Regions from separate parts of the Homo sapiens genome. Here region 1 is linked to region 2. The links are chromatin contacts, found by Hi-C or POLR2A ChIA-PET in ENCODE. All regions are on one chromosome and are shown on one strand. Each heading gives the region's core, a stretch centred on a gene start or an enhancer-like site at or near the end of the contact. The rest is flanking DNA. Distances are from core to core; before and after follow the strand shown. Region 1 overlaps CLMP (CXADR like cell adhesion molecule). Region 2 has its middle 39 kb from the start of CLMP.

The links. Hi-C counts contacts between places; a loop is a spot of excess contacts on that map. ChIA-PET counts read pairs that join two places held with the same protein, here RNA polymerase II (POLR2A). Pooled maps may share reads with other maps.
Region 1: a pooled map shows a loop between it and region 2 (3-fold over the local background). The contact joins two enhancer-like sites. A Hi-C loop is called at or near these places in 7 of 50 pooled maps. POLR2A ChIA-PET finds 5 or more read pairs at or near these places in 5 of 52 experiments (AG04450, H1, activated T-cell and 2 more).

What each region holds. Positions count from the first base shown.
Region 1 is chr11:123,086,126-123,089,122 of GRCh38, reverse strand. The region is part of intron 2 of CLMP (CXADR like cell adhesion molecule); the gene reads left to right. Among named protein-coding and RNA genes, the nearest start is that of HSPA8, 25 kb to the right of the region's middle. Within about 2 kb of position 1,267, at least 3 of the 41 ENCODE cell types and tissues checked have a DNase peak (open chromatin) inside an H3K27ac peak, as active enhancers do.
Region 2 is chr11:123,232,435-123,235,431 of GRCh38, reverse strand. No RefSeq gene overlaps it. Among named protein-coding and RNA genes, the nearest start is that of CLMP, 39 kb to the right of the region's middle. Within about 2 kb of position 1,616, at least 2 of the 41 ENCODE cell types and tissues checked have a DNase peak (open chromatin) inside an H3K27ac peak, as active enhancers do.

The sequences.
Region 1 (2,997 bases), core at 18-2,517, 150 kb after region 2:
ATGAGCCCCGGGCGAGAAAAATGTATTTCTTAATGTGAGTCTGTTGAAAACAGTTTGAAAGTGCTTGCTGTACTGTTCTAGCGTCCAAAGCAGCCTGACTCTACTTTGGACCACAGCTACTAAGATTCTTCAAATTCAAATATATATTTCAAGACGAAGGCATCTCTGGATGCTAACCCAAATACTAAAATAAACAAGCAGCTGGGCGCCATGGCTCACGCCTGGAATCCCAGCACTTTGGGAAGCTAAGGCGGGTGGATCACCTGAGGTCAGGAGTTCGAGACCAGCCTGACCAACATGGTAAAACCCCGTCTCTACTAAAAATACAAAATTAGCTGGTGTGGTGGTGAATGCCTGTAATCCCGGCTACTTGAGAGGCTGAGACAGGAGAATCGCTTGAACCCAGGAGGCGGAGGTTGCAATGAGTGGAGATTACGCCACTGCACTCCAGCCTGGGCAACAAGAGTGAAACTCCATCTCAAAAATAAATAAATAAAATAAACAAGAAAGAAATTCCAAAGCTCTCAGGCCAAAAAGGTCACCCACCTGTCAAAGCCCACAAAACCCCAAAGTTCCTAAAAATTACCCAGTGCTTCACTGTCTTGTAGGTTTTGCCTCTCTTCATTCTCCTAGAAAGTACAAACTGACTTCATTGTAGGTGATTATGCATCTGGGGGAAATATGGACAAATCAGAAAGAAAGAGAAACATTAACAGAGCACCTAGTAAGTGTTCCAAGCTTACCTGCCTTATCTCCAGGTGTAAGGCCCCCTTACTTTCAGTCTTTGAATGGAGACAAACTCTACAGCTTCCAGTTTTTTCCTGTTGTGAACGCATTTCCTTCTTTTCCAACTATCCCAGCAATTTTGCATTACTAAGTCAGCTCTATCACCTGCCAAGAAACCTACCCTTCCAGCTGGGCATGGTGGCTCACACCTGTAATCCCAGCACTTTGGGAGGCCGAGGCGGGCAGATCACCTGAAGTCAGGAGTTCGAGACCAGCCTGACCAACGTGGAGAAACCCCATCTCTTCTAAAAATACAAAATTAGCTGGGCCTGGTGGCACATGCCTGTAATCCCAGCTACTCAGGAGGCTGAGGCAGGAGAATCACTTGAACCCGGGAGGCGGAGGTTGTGGTGAGCCAAGATCATGCCATTGCACCCCAGCCTGGGCAAAAAGAGTGAAACTCCGTCTCAAAGAAAAAAAAAAAAGAAACAAAACGAAACCTACCCTACAGAGTACAACAGGATGTGGGGCCAACAACACCCTACAAACATTTTTCTGTTTTGTTTTGTCTTGTTTTGAGGCAGAGTCTCACTCTGTCCCTAGGCTGGAGTGCAGTGGCATGATCTTGGCTCACTGGAACCTCTGCCTCCTGGGTTCCAGCGATTCTTCTGCCTCAGCCTCTTTAGTAGCTGGGACTACAGGCATATGCCACCACACCCAGCTAATTTTTGTATTTTTAGTAGAGACAGGGTTTCACCATATTGGCCAGGATGGTCTCGATCTCTTGACCTCGTGATCCACCCGCCTCGGCATCCCAAAGTACTGGGATTACAGGCATGAGCCACTGCACCGAGCCGCAAATATTTATTTATTTCATTTTATTTTTTTGAGACAGAATCTTGTTATGTTGCCCAGGCTGGAGTGCAGTGGCATAATCTCCACTCACTGCAATCTCTGCCTCCCAGGTTCAAGTGATTCTGCTGCCTCAGCCTCCTGAGTAGCTGGGTTTACAGGCGCACACCACCACACCTAGTTTTTTCTTTCTTTCTTTTTTTTTTTGAGACGGAGTTTCGCTCTTGTTGCTCAGACTGCAGTGCAATGCCGTGATCTTGGCTCATTGCAACCTCCGCCTCCCGGGTTCAAGCAATTCTCCTGCCTCAGCCTCCCGAGTAGCTGGGATTATAGGCATGCGCCATCACGCCCGGCTAATTTTGTATTTTTAGTAGAGACGGGGTTTCACCATGTTGGTCAGGCTGGTCTTGAACTCCCAACCTCAGGTGATCTGCCCACCTCGGCCTCCCAAAGGACTGGGATTATAGGCGTGAGCCACCACGTCAGGCCACCTGTCTAATTTTTGTATTTTTTAGTAGAGACAGGGTTTCACCATGTTGGCCAGGCTGGTCTCAAACTCCTGACTTCAAGTGATCTGCTTGCCTTGGCGTCCCAAAATGCTGGGATTACAGTTGTGAGCCACCGCACCCAGTTACATTTTTTTCTTTTTTTAAATTTTATTTGTTGAGACAGGGTCTCACTCTGTCACCCAGGCTGGAGTACAGTGGCGCAGTCTTGGCTCACTATAGCCTCAACCTCCTGGGCTCAAGCAAACCACCAGCCTTGGTCTCCCAAAGTGCTTGGATTACAGGCGTGAACCACCACGCATCTGGCCCCCACAAATATTTAGAACAAACAAGTACCACATCCAGGAGAAGGGCTGTGATCCTAGCTCTTCCCCATCTGTGCCTAAAGCAGAGGGCTTTCCCTTGAGTGCTAGGAACCCCATGGAATTATCTGCAAAATAATATGTGAGTTTTTTCTGGGTCAGAGTTCATAGGTTTTATCTGATTGAGAGAACCTTCTCAGGAAAGGCTCTGAAGAGCTGTGGAGCAACACGTGATCAAAGGCAGGGTTGAGGGCTTGAGTGAAACAATTTGGAACAGCTGCAGCTGAAATGTGCCTGGGAGATGCCCATATGCTTGCATGCCTTTTTTAGTGCCCTTCTGTGTAGCTGGAATGCTCCCTCCAGGCCTTTTCTCCTTGCCTCTCAAAGCCTAGCTCAAATGCCACCAACTTGTCTGGGACACTCTCCTTGATACTATTTCAAATAAATCATTTCTTTTTCTCTGTTTAATAGTCTTTCCTTGTTAATCTCACTTGATTATAAATCACTTGAACCAAAGAAGAGATTTGCCAGGCGCAGTGGCTCACACCTGTAATCCCAGCACTTTGGGAAGCCGAGGAGGGTGGATCACCTGAGGTCAGGACTTTGAGACC
Region 2 (2,997 bases), core at 367-2,866:
AATGCAAAGGTAGTCTCCACCGACTGGTGGGAAGGGAACGCTCCGAAATGCACACTTAGAGATCGTCAAGTATCAGCTGAAGGCTGGGGGAGGCAGTCCCTGTGTGCCCTGACCCCACGGCTCCATCCACGACCAGCAGGAGTCACTCAAGAGCACTTGGCACGCTGCCAGGCCCAGATCGCACAGAAGGCTACCCATGTTCAATTTGGAAAGAAAAGATAAAGCTCATATCCTTACCCCTCGGATGCTCACAGTCCAAAACCTTGCCTCCTTGTTTCAGCAAACCTAACAAATACGTTGAGAAAAGAAACGACAATTTCCATCTATATTGCGTCTCACAGAATTCACAGTACTTTTTCAGAAATCATCTTGTGCGATCCTCAAAGCCATCTAACATATATAGGAAAGTAATTGTAACCCACATTTTTAGAATGAGGAGACCTCAGGAGTAAAAGGCCTGGCCCATGATCGCAGGAATTGGGGATGGAACTCAGTTTTTCTGTCCCCAGATCTTTCTGTCCCCAAAGTTTGAGAAAAGACCTCAAACTTTTCTCCTACCCACGTTTGCTTCTCCAGGCAGACCTGAACATTGGGAAATATGGCATCTGGGTGATAGTTCCCTGACCTCAGCCACTTGTATCAGTGCCACTTTCTCCTGCCCTCACTCTTATCGCTAGACCAGATTTAAGGAACTTAGCATCTGTGGCCAGGATCCTCTCAGAAACTGAGGCAACAATGTCCCTTCATTGATAATGATACAAAGCCTTAATTCCTTTTAATGTCTCTATTTATTCAGGGCTTGGTGGACATACAGTAAGTAATACTAATAACAGTTAATAAATCCTAACTGATTGAAACGTGCCTAGCATTAGATAGGTTTGCTGTGTGTGGTTATGGGGGATGGACTTTGTGGTTATGGGGGCACCTGACCCAGGGGCTGAATGGAGCTGAAGTCCAGCCTACTGCTTCACTCAAGAGTCTTGCCTTTTGCACAGGGCTGTGCTCACCTGCGGATGGGGCACCTTTTATCTATGTATTATATATATGTATTTTATATATATACCTATATATTTTATATGTATACACATATATATTTTATATATACACACATATATGTTTTATATATATATATATATTTGATATATCAAATACATATATTTGAAAGGAGGGTTTCACTCTGTCACCAGGCTGCAGTGCAGTGGTGTAACCATGGCTCACTGCAGCCTCGAACTCCCAGGCTCAGAGAAAAAACAGAACTGTTTAAACCCTTTATGCTTGCAGATCTGAGTCAAGTTCCTCAGGCACGAGTTTCAAAGGTGATAGTTCACGCTTTATCACTCCTATTGCCCAAGAGAACCAGAGAACAAAACTGGTGCAGATTTTAAATGCAATAAGGAATTTTGACTTACATTTTATTTTAAAAATCAAAAGGATATGAAGAGACAGAACAAAGATCAGTTTCTTAATCCTGAGGAGTTGATAAGGCCAGGAACAACCAAGTTTTCCCCTCAGACCCGTTGGTCCCCTTCCTCCCGTCTCCATAATTAAATACTCTTCCTCCACAGCTGCTGTCGCAGTAACAGCTTGGGTCACGTGGCTGTCACCTTACAATCTGCTTGTGGAACTGCTTGTAATTCTCACACCAAGGCATAGTGACAGCTCATTTAGAATCAATCAAACATTTATTAATAGAGAGAAAACCAAGAGACACAGTCTCCTAATTGAAATTCCCTGGTTCCATGGCAAGGGCAAGAGCAGAGTGGGAAATAACTCACAGTTAGGGGGTTGGGAGACAAACTGTGTGGGGGAAAGAGACCACTTTGCAGAATTTGGACAGACCGAAGGGTCAAAGCCTGACTCTGCTACTTTCTAGCCATGTATTCCAAGCAAGTAATGAAACCTAGCTGAGTTTCAATTTCCTGTAAGAGGTTGTTGTGAGGCTTACAGATAATGAAAGTAAAAGGCCTGACCCCTAGGAAGGACTGGATAACTAGCTAGCATTGTAAGAGAGTTGTAAAGATGGTGTCTTAGCTCAGCTGTTATAACACGATACCATAGACTTGGGGGCTTAACAATAGAAATGTATTCCTCACTGTTCTGGAGGCTGGGAAGTCCAAGATCAAGGCCCTGGCAGGTTTGGTGTCTGATCAGGTCACTCTTCTTAGCTAGTAGACAGCTGTCTTCTCTTTATATCTTCACAAGGCAGAGGGACTGATGTCTCTTCTTTTAAAGGTGCTAATCCCATCCTAAGGACTCCACCTCATTAGACCTAATATGACCTAATTATGACCCATAGGTCATAGTAATATGACCTAATTACTACCCTAATATGAACCAATTACTACCCATAGGTCCCATCTCCTAATACCATCACATTGGGGATTAGAATTTCAACATATGAATTTTGAGTGAATGAAAACTTTCAGTCTATAGCAGATGGAAAATAGAGTAACAAAAAATCCTGATTCAAGTTTGACTGCTAAAGAAATGGGATTATTTAGCCTTGAAGTTATTTTCAAGCAGCACTTTTAAGCACAGAAGATATCAGTGGTACAGGCAGAAAACAGGAAAAGGCAGAGTAGTAGAAAGATGTAAGGAAGAACTCATGAGAATGAGTTTTGTTTTTTTACCAGACATGTAACTAGGGGAACGCCTTGCAATATCGTCTCTGTTGTTCTTTTGTCCATTGTGTGATCTCATCTTTATGACATAGGGGGTCCTATTAGGAGTCCATGCTGGGTGCAGTAGCTCACGCCTGTCATCCCAACACTTTGGGAGGCCAAGGTGGATGGATCACTTGAGCTCGTGAGTTCAAGACCAACCTGGGCAACATGGCAAAACCCTGTTTCTATAAAAAAAAAATACAAAACTTAGCTGGGTGTGGTGGTCCACACCTGTCGTCCCAGCTACTCAGGAGGCTGAGGTGGGAGAATGGCTTGAACCCAGGAGGAAGAGGTTACAGTGACCCAAGGTCATGCCACTGCACTCCAGCCTGGG